Linked DNA regions of Homo sapiens: region 2 is linked to region 1. A link is a loop called in an ENCODE intact Hi-C map of the cell type or tissue named here. Cell type or tissue: uterus. All regions are shown on one strand. Each heading gives the region's core, and the rest is flanking DNA. Links, peaks and the distances in the headings are about the cores only. Region 1 has its middle 36 kb from the start of DUT-AS1. Region 2 overlaps FBN1 (fibrillin 1).

Region 1 (5,384 bases), core at 264-5,263:
GAACAGACTGAGGTTCCCAAGCTCTGGTCTTATGCTATTTGGGCGTGTCTTTCACGAAGCACTCTATGTAGAAAACAGACAGAAACACTAACTAGCACTGTTTGGGGGGATATTTTCCAATAGAGGCATGGCATTGACCCATTTCTTTCAAAGAGTTCTCGTTAGAAAGGAGAAAAGTTGGTAATAACAATAAATAACTCCCTTCTCTGCCTGATATTTGTTCCCTAGCTTGTTTAAATACTGTCCTTTTGGGTAAGTTATATCGTTTATAAATTAAAGTGTAGAAAAATAATTCTCTGTCATCAATGGTAGAGGTACATTACGCTCTTGTTTCGTTTTTTTTTTCTTTTCTTTTTTTTTTTTTTTTTTGAGACAAAGTCTCATTCTATCACCCAGGCTGGAGTGCAGTGGTGCAATCTCAGCTCACTGCAACCTCCACCTCCTGGGTTCAAGCGATTCTCCTGCCTCAGCCTTCCAAGTAGCTGGAATTACAGGTGCATGCCTGGCTAATTTTTGTATTTTTTAGAAGAGACGGGGTTTCACCATATTGGCCAGGCTGGCCTCAAACTCCTGACCTCGTGATCCACCCGCCTTGGCCTCCCAAAGTGCTGGGATTACAGGCATGAGCCACTGTGCCAGGCCTACACTCTTGTTTCCTAAAGAAACCATTGAACTTGGTAGGAAAGCAAAGTGAAACATTTCAGATTTAAGCAGTGAAAATGGATAGGGGAAAGTAATAAAGGTTTATGTACCAGTTTTCATGCTTTTGATAAGAAGCAAATTCCCTGTGCACAGTCATCCACCCTTTACAAAAGCTGGCTTCGAGAAGATGGGAAGGAAAGGAGGAGAGGCAGAGTAGAGCATTTTCAATACTTCAGCTGAGGGATGGTGTCACTTTGGCCTTACAGCTGTATTCCCATATTGTCAGAATGAGAGCTCAGATGTTTTATGGCAATTTGACTCCACTAGTCAGATCTTCCTAAAGGTTACTCCTAAAACCACGTTAAGGAGAGGTGGAGAGCACAACCTGGTAGGAGTGGAGGGTTGTGGGAGAGGAGAAAAAGAGAGTGAAGAGATGAAAAGAGAGAGATTGCTGAGACAACTAGGTTAGGAGAGTAACTCAGAAAAGCTTGTGAGATTTTACTATGTTGCCTCTGAATATGTGTAGAATAATTTTAGGTATAAACTAGAACATGGGAGATTCACTCTGAAAAAAGAAAATTTCAGGGAATAGATTGTTTGTGTTTTAACAATTGGGCTTGGTCACCCAGATGAACAAGGGCCAGGTTCCTCGCCTCATGGGAGAGATCCCTCTTGACCCTATCCCTCAGGACCTCCCACATCAAGCCCACTTGTGCCTATGTGTGAGATGTATGCAGGTGACATGCCTGAATGCCAGGTTCCTATCTAACTCTGTAGCCAGGTAAGCTGGCTCAGTTGTGGCATGTGCCCCTTGGTCGCCCCCTCTTAAATGAGCTAGTGAAGAAACAAGTGGTGCTACATCTTAGGAGTTTCCAGAGGTGAGATTTTAAAGTTTGGAACGATGTCACTTTAGAATTATTTGCAAACAGCTTCCACATAAAAGAAAGTTTCCAAAAGAAGGAGAGTGATCACTCAGGTACCTAAATTTTTAATAGAGAAAATTCCAAAAACACTCTACATCATAGGATAAGTCTTTTTCTGACACATTAGTTGTTTTTGTGGGGGGCGGGGGGATTTTCTCATTTAGAATAAGCATCCCAATATTTGTTTTGTTTTCTTTTTGTTTGTTTGTTTGTTTTGAGATAGAGTCTCACTCTTATTGCCCAGACTGGAGTGCAATGGTGCAATCTCAGCTCACTACAACCTCTGCCTCCCAGGTTCAAGGGATTCTCCTGCCTCAGCCTCTTGAGTAGCTGGGATTACAGGCGCACACCACCACACTCGGCTAATTTTTTAATGTGTTTTTAGTGGAGATGGGGTTTCACCATGTTGTCCAGGCTGGTCTCAAAATCCTGACCTCAGGTGATCCACCCACCTCGGCCTCCCAAAGTGCTGGGATTACAGGTGTGAGCCACTATGCCTGGCCACATCCCAATATTTGTAATTTTGATCCAATCCAGTGCACTGCTGTGTTTGGAGCTGGGAATTCTGGTCAAACTATCTTCTAAGACATTCATGCTCCAGCTGGGAGGGGCATACCCAGAAAGTCACAGAAATTCCAAGCAATGCTATTCTCCCAGGCAATATCCAGTTGGACTAGGATGGACATTGATCAATGCTAACTCATCCATAAGCAGGCCAGTGAGAAAAGAGAAAAACTGAGCCGGGCCAATTGGATTACTTTCTTTAAAATTTTGGACTTGAGAAACTGAGAGACTAACTTCTTAGCTGTAAGAAGACAAATGGAAGGTCATGTAGACTGGGAAGCTGGGCTAGCCATCATGAGACATGTTCTATATGACAAGAGCACAGAGCAGATGTAGAGAAAGGGGGAGAAAGGGGGCAGAGAGGAAAGGGGAATACCCCTAAAATGAGTGGCTTTGGGCCCAGCATGGTGGCTCACACCTGTAATCCCAGCACTTTGGGAGTCCAAGGCGGATGGATCATGAGGTCAGGAGTTCAAGACCAGCCTGGCCAAGATGGTGAAACCCCGTCTCTACTAAAAATACAAAAATTAGCCAGGTGTGGTGGTGGGTGCCTGTAATCCCATCTACTCAGGAGGCTGAGGCAGAGAATTGTTTGAACCCAGGAGGTGGAGGCTGCAGTGAGCCGAGATTACACCAGTGCACTCCAGCCTGGGAGACAGAGTGAAACTCCATCTCAAAAAAAAAAAAAAAAAAAAAAGAGTGGCTTTGGTTCCTGGCAAGATTCCAAGTCCCATGAGTTCCCATGCTATTTCATTTCTTGTTTTCAAATTCCTGTGACTCTTCTTTGTTTTGTAACCATCACTCCCCGCCCCTCAACCACAACCATCACTCCCAACTCTCCCTCCAAACTACCCTCACCTCTACTGAGTGGGCTCTCCTGGTTCTCTATTCCTTCCAACTGTGAAGATGGATGCCTGAATAAAACACTCCCAAACGCTATCTGGGATTACTCTTCAAGCCAACAAACTAAGAGAACACAATGTGACAAAAAATGAGAAAGAAAATAAAGTAAAAAAGATGGAAATCATCACAAAGCAGATGTGAGAGATATGACCAACATTTAACTAAAATTTATGAAATGTATACTTTTAAATTTAAATTTTAAACTACAAACATATTACCTAAATAAGGAAAAATGAACGATGATATAATGGGTGGAACAATAAAAGACTGGCCAAAAAATTTAAAAAGTACCAACAGTAAAAGGAAAAAAAGTAAAAATCTACAGAGCAGAATGGTGACTTCCTTTCTGGGAGGAAAAATACTGGAAGGGGATGCCTGCTGGGTGCTAGTGCCTTACACACATGATGTTGTTGAATTCTTACACCCAGCCCTTTGAGGCGAGTGGTGACACTTCCATTTAACAACAGCACAGTCAATAGTTCAAATAGATAAGACCTGCTGAGGTCAGACAGCAAAAAAAAGCAGAATCCCATGTCTGGCTGCCTCCAGGGTTGATGCTCTAAATGAAAAATGTGCTTGTCCGACTGTTCTCAGGAAAGGTGCACCAGTGTGGAGATGAAGTTTCCTGAGAGGAACCAATCTTTCACAGGTTTTCCCACCTGGAAGTCTCAGCAACAGAGTTAAAGATTCTATTCTATTGACTATTTGCAGTTGTTGGGACTTTCCATACAGCTGGATCTTTTACAAAACAAATCCTGGCCCACGACATGATTACCAAGGAGACAGCTGTGGGGTGGATCTTGAGTGTAGGCTCATCTGAGGCCAGTGTCGAGCAGACAAGGTCAGACAAAAAGGGTGCATCTTTTAAAGAGCCTTGCTCATTAGCCATTGCTAATGAGAACAACAAAGCCATGGTGTGGTGGGTAGCTTATCATGCCTAGATGTGGGGCATTTCCCAATGGTGGTGTCCTTGCCTTCTTGGTGTTTGGGAGAAGCAAACTTATCTAGAACAATTAGGAAAACAATTCAGTTACAGAGTTTGAAATAACTGGTCTAAGGGACTTTGGAACTCAAAGCAATTTTTTAACCTGTCTTTAAAACTTATGACGCCTGGGCAACTGACCCTATCTCTAGGGTATTGCTTTTTCATTATCTGGGTGTGGTGGCATATGCTTGTAGTCTCAGCTACCCAGGAGACTGAGGTGGGAGGATCACTTGAGCACAGGAGGTAGAGGCTTCGATGAGCTATGATTGTACTATTGCACTTTATCCTGGGTAACAAATTGAGACTCTTGAGTCAAAAAAAAAGGGGGGGAGGGGAAGATAACATTCTGAGAGATATTCCTATTGCACAAGTGAGTAAATTCAAGAGCAGAAAAGTGACAGTGGGTTATGCCAGGTTATATCCTGCAAGCTCAACTGAGGCAAAAATCAGGACCTGGAAATCCTGGCTCCAGGGTGAAGGTTTTACCTTTTGATGCAATTGTTTTGCAGCACCCAAGAGGTCTCAGATTATATCTTCCATATTCATTCATTCATAAAATATATACTGAATGGCTGAGATATGACAGACACTTTGCTAAGTGCTAGAAAAGTCAAGGAAGAATAGGACACAATCGTAGCCATTGAGGGCAATATTTTGTGCAGCAGTCCTCCATTGTGGAACTGCAAAATACTACACCTAAATTCTCCACTGTGGGATTGGGAAAATATAGTTGTTTTTAAAGAAGTATTTTTTATTATAATAATAATTATATTTTTATTTTTATAAAATAAAAATCAAATTTTATATTATAAAATTATATTATAAAATTATAAAAATATAACTATAAAATAAAAATTTTATATTTATATTTATATTTATATTTTTTATTATTATTATAATTATTATTATTTTTGCTATATGAACATACAAGAAGAGACTTACTCTGATCTAGAGAAGTCAAAGAATGCTTCATAGAAAAGATGAAGAATCAGTAGGTGTTTCATAGGAAGAAGACAAGTAGATTCCATGTAATGGAAAGTCTATGCATAGCCTTGAAAACAAGAAAGAGTAGGAATATTTGAAAAATAGCAAACAAAACAAAATCCTTTGTCTGGGTTGTTTTATTAAGGTTAGAAAAGCTACCAAGAGTTAAATCGTGAAAGATCTTGCATGCTTATGGGTTAGAACTCATGCTGTAGGATTGAAGTTCTAAGAACAGATTTTAGCCACAGTAGTCACATGATGGTATTCTGGCTTTACAAAGTAGTTATGATTCAAATTAAACATTGAAAATTAAAGACAAACATTTATATATACTCTCTGGAGAAACCTATTGAAAATGACAGTAAGGGGATTTAAAAAGGTGT
Region 2 (5,384 bases), core at 79-5,078, 190 kb before region 1:
GGAGTTTCGGTGAACTGAGCTTACTAACCAGGGGTCACAGAGCTAATTGATGGGAGTCCAGGCTTGATTCCATTCTTCTAACATCCAGTCCAGTGTTGCCCAAAATGTGATCTACTGACAACTTACGTCATGATTGGCAGGGTTACTCAGCAAAAATGATTCCTGGCCCCCAGCAGAATCAAAATTATTGAGGGTTCAGTCCAGGGATTTGCGTTTCAATAAGTTCCTCAGTGGTTCTTATGGACACTAAAATTTGGGCTTTTTACCAATAAGCCTTAAGACCCCATTTCCAGGGAAAGCTATGTGCTAAATAGTTCTTCCAGAATGCTTGCCCAAGAGAATGACTTGCCTTCATATTTGCTCTGCTGTGTATATTGACAGTATAAACCATTTCAAGATGAGCTTTAAGGATGAGTAAAAACATACGCTAAATTAGGAGCTGAAATCTTTAATTTAGAGATACTTTTTCCATAGTCTGAGAGTAGGAAAATTTTCATCTGAAGGTTGTTTATTCAGTGGATGAATCAAAAATTGTTGATAAAGTCTAAAAAAGGTAAATATGATTCTTTAAAATTTTGAATTGAGTGTAATGGAGCTTGAATTGATATTTAGTATGTTCTATTTACTTGTGTTTTCATAAAAACCTTGCTGGATGAATATTCAGGGTGCCAATAAATTTGTTACCTGTTTGGCCATAGGAACTGGGCAGAGGGAAGTTATGGGAAGACTTTTCAGTGAATATTTTCTATGCTTCTTGATTTTTGAACCCTTTGAATATATTGCCTATTCACAAATTTTTAAATAATATAAATGTTTAAAGCATTAACATTCATTGTAGGGCCTTAGTAGGTGATTGCTCTGACTCTGCCCAGGCTACAAAAACACATACTCTAGAATCTAGGTGTCCCTGTAGCAGAAGGTAATGAACATTTCCAAAGGGCAGAGCCAGGAAGGGAAAGACTGCACATTCAGCTAGTTTTAAGGAAATCACTAATTGGCTTGAAAAGACAAGTCATTTTGTTTTAGCACTTATACTCATTATTTTAAAGCCCCTCCCTGACAGACCACTCATCACTGGGGTTTTGGGTGACCTTGGGCAAATCACTCAACCCTCTTGAGACTTTGTTTTCTAGTCTGTAATAATACTGATGAAAACTCCCTGTATTTCAGTTGGCTGACGATTTCTGAATACATTACTTAGTTTTCACAACAACTCTGGGGGTTGGGTAGTATGGCATGATCCCTATTGTTCAGATGAGGAAATTATGACCCAGAGAGGTTATATGGTTTAGAGAGGGTCACACAGGGGTGGGACATCTAACTTCCAGTACTGGGCTCTTTCCACTGTGGCATGCAGGGGACGTGGATTAGGCAATTTCCAGGGCCTCTTCTGGCATCCAAGTCCTTGAGTATATGAGCTATTTGGGGCTCCGTCAACATTTGTTGAAGTCTTTTGGAAAAATCCAAAGGAAATTGAAGCCATGGGTTTGCAATTTTAGAAGCTCGCATTGTAATTAGAGTATCAAAATGTGCTCATACGAAGACAACCGAGGAATACTTACAAAGCCAACACATACCAAGTTATGCAAATTACAAATATACCAGATCTCATATCACATAGCACAAACTCTGCACCTAACTACCAAGGGGATGGGGAATCCCAAACCTCAGAGAATAACATTTGACTCTCTCATCCTCTCCTAAATGATACTAGCAACTGCTCTTTGAGCACCCAGTAAGGCAAGCATTTGTTACGTATTATCACATTTAATCCTTACCACATCCTCTGAGGCAGGTATTATTATCCCAATTTTATAGGATAAGGAAACAAGACTTAGAGATTAAGTGATTTGAATAAGGCTTGTAGGTGGTAAAGCCCATCACCAACCAGGGTCCTTATTATTATTGTTATTTTTATTGCTATCTCCTACAGGAAAGTTAGGATCCTTTATTGATTTAAGGTGTGTGCGCTTTGTCTCATGCCTGGCTCGTCTTCTTGTCTAAGAGTACACGTAGCGTGGTTTCAGATAAGGGTATGTTGAAGAGAAAACTTAACGTACCTCTGCCAATACCCAGGGTGAGCCTGATTTCATGCAGTAGCAATTTGAGTCGCCTTTAGTGGGCCCATGAGTAAAGGAGGCCCATGAATTCTGCCTTCTTGCCTCAAAACTCTTTATTATGTGAGCCTGGCTTCTCCTGTGTAGCATCTGTTACTTCGTTTTGCCTTCCACATGTACTAAGTAGAAATAGACAAACTTAACTCTTGCAGATAATAGATGACTGAAAACAGATGATGGGCACACAAAACAGGCTTTGTCTCCATAGGATTTTGTTGGTAAAATACTTCGTCTTTCACTTCAATATATTTTGTTCATTGTTTTGCTGCTGCTTAGATATGAAAACTTTCCTCTATCGTCCTAATCTTCTGATATGCCATCATCTCTTTCAACCTCTTTTCCGATGCCAGAGTGAATCCAGTCTGCCCTTGAATACTGTAGAAACCTCTTGGCAGTTGTTAACAAGCCTTAGCATTTACTCAGTCATTCTGGGAAGAGAGGGGAATTTACACTGTTTCCTTAGTTCACATAGACACAGGCGAGGTAAGTAGCCTGGCTGGGTTGGCAGAGGTTCTTGAGGATTGTAAAAACTGTGCTTTGCTCCGGACCCTGGCTCCTCACAGAGGTCTGCCTGCTTGTCCTTGGTCTGTGTCCTCCGCAGGCCTTTTACTTGAGTCAGACTCCTCTAATGAGAGAGTTCTTGGGTTTCAGTCTGGGGGAATCCAGCCTCCACCCGCCAGACTTCCTGGAGAGCTCTCTGCTGATGCTGAAAGTGCCTGGAGCCTTGAGGATTGGATCAAGCTCCCTTTCGAAGGGGTCTCAAAATTCTTTAGACATAATATATTTGTGGCTACAATTTGTTAAGAAAGGAAACAGGCTGTACTAGCCAATAAATTGTCAAAGGAGCACATACCTAAGATAGAGAGAATGGTTTGCAGCACACAACGCTCTCACTCCCTTTTCTAGTGCTCTGTATTCAGTATTTACACTAACTTTTAGTAGCAGCTGATTTCTAAGAAGACTTCTGGCTTCTGCTCTTTGCATTGACCAAAACTCTTGGGGCATGTGTTGAGTGAGGGAATACCTTTTTATTCACCTGCTTCCTAGTCTGAACTTTCAGATAATCGGCACTTCTTGTTCCCAGTGTGAATCCAAAGAGCTGAAACAGCTTTCTTTGTGGGAAATCAGGTAAGTGGGATTTCTCTACAGGGATGCAGATGCAGATCTGAATGCATGTACAGTGCTCCATAGCTCACTGACTAAGCTTTAACCAGCAAGTCAGAGCTATACAGCACCTATAGGTACTCCCACGATACTTCAAAAATTTTCATGGAATTATAAACATTGATTGTCAGAAAAACAGACCTAGTTATCTCATTTTGCAGGCTTTGCGTCTTTGAACACATTTGATATCCATTCCTACTAAATTTTCTCTCTGAATCTGATCTGTCTGCTATTCATATATTTCTGTTGTTTTATTAGTATGTGCTGTAGCCAGATATTTTGCTAATTTGTGTGCTTTTTCTTTGCTTTTTCATAATTCTGCCTAACTTCTTAGGTATAGAATTTCCAAAGCTAGTTGTTAGTGTGCCAAAACAGCCAAAACAGCTTTAACAAAAAAAACTATGCTTTGCTTGACTGGGCTGTAAGATGACTTAGATAATTTATGCTTCCCTTCACCATACTTGGGGGAGTACCTGTTTAGAAAGGGTTTTATATCCTGGCTTGGAATAGGTCTAATAATTTAAACCCTCTCTCCTGGAATTACCAAGGTCTAAAACTAAACCTTATGCTAATAATGTTGAAGTTGAAATGGTTTTCAAAATGATACCCAAGTGTTTATAATTTTTTATGTGCTGAACTGTTTTGTTTAGATAAACTGGAAGAAGATATTCTGGGATAGGAAATGGCTGAAGGAAACAAAGGTGTGTGCAGAGAAATACATGAAATGTGTTGTAGGATCAAAGATTTAACAGTTTATATGGAACAAGGAGACCTCAAATAGGGAGAGGGGAAATGGAGTTGGATGGTAACTTGGCCTGGCTGAGAGGACTTGGAGTGCTGATTATTATTTATGCCTAGCTTGTTTAAGAGTTTTTAAAAAATAGGAAACCACATGTGAATGGGAGTGGGGGAACCACTCTAACTTTTAACTTAGCCACATAGGAGAAGCCTACTTATTCAGACCTCAAGCCTTAGTCCTGGCAAATTCATCTCCTGGTGATGGCTTAATTATATTTCAGGCATAGTATTCAAGGTGAGTGTTAAGTTTTTATTTTTAAGTGAGAATCTTGCAAATGCAAGCATATCAACTGATAGCCAGTGTCTTAGGGCCCCTGCACAAACAGCTAAGTATGCTCAGAGAGCCCTACTGTGGAAAAGATGCCCTAGAGGAACACCCAGTCATCCTTTCCTTTAACCTTCATCTCATCGTTTTCTCTTCCCTTCCCCAACCTGGACCTATCTTGCCCAGCCTTCTCAATGAATACTTGGCATGAACTTCATTCACTCAACTTTGTCGCTGACACGCCCGTTGTACTGACAGAATCCTGGCTTGAATGGCGCTTGCTCAGCTGTGCTTTAGACAGACCCTTCTGGCTGACCTGGTTTAAACCTGGCTTTCTTGACGCCATCCTCAGCGTGTTCCAAGGTGAAAAAGGACTCTGCTGCCCCTTCTGTTGCTCCTCTGCAGGGGAAACCAGTTGCCACTTGGCACCAGGATGTATCAGGCCGGCATCCAGAGTAGTAACATGATTTAGTGAAAATAGTACTAGACCAGGAGGAAACTTGAGTCCTAGTGCTGGTTTGCTTTTCAGTGGCTGTGTGACCTTGGGCAAATCATTGCACCACCCCAATCTCAGTTTTTTTCATCTATGAAGTGACGAGCTGTTCTCTAAAAACCTTTCTGATCCTCAAAGTCAGGAATTCACATAGGTTACCAAATTCTTGAATGAATAGAGATTTGGGTTCTAAGTGCTTTTCTTTTCATCTACTGCACTGCCTTTTTACACAAAACAGGGGCCATCTCTATATTGTTTTGTAGTGTGCACTCAACTCCCCTCTCAATCTTGGGTTCAGGTACCAAAAAGACCTTCCTTCACCTGCACAGTTCACTACAAAGAAGGGCATTCGAAAAGTCTGTAAGTGGGCCAGGTGATTCAGGATGTTTCGCGTTACTTTAAGAAGCTTTTTCTTGAATTAAATCACTCTATTTTTAGCAACTCACTGGGTGATGCTTTTAAAAATATCACTGATAAAAAATATGTGCTTGAGACAATTACAGGTATTTCACATATAATATTTCACCCAAATCTTAACAACCTTAAA

The links. Hi-C counts contacts between places; a loop is a spot of excess contacts. Peaks named below come from ENCODE experiments on the same cell type or tissue, not always from the same donor. Only the 100,000 strongest peaks of a DNase experiment are listed, where the experiment ranks them.
Region 2: it touches region 1 in a loop (8-fold over the local background); 1 of 110 quality-filtered maps calls a loop at or near these places.

Annotation. Positions count from the first base shown.
Region 1 is chr15:48,365,222-48,370,605 of GRCh38, reverse strand. No RefSeq gene overlaps it. Among named protein-coding and RNA genes, the nearest start is that of DUT-AS1, 36 kb to the right of the region's middle. In uterus, for the core only: no CTCF peak of the experiment used is centred there; no DNase peak of the experiment used is centred there.
Region 2 is chr15:48,556,792-48,562,175 of GRCh38, reverse strand. All of the region lies in intron 6 of FBN1 (fibrillin 1), which reads left to right. Among named protein-coding and RNA genes, the nearest start is that of FBN1, 86 kb to the left of the region's middle. In uterus, for the core only: no CTCF peak of the experiment used is centred there; DNase peaks (open chromatin) are centred at 1,345 and 2,715; H3K27ac peaks cover 2,752 bases.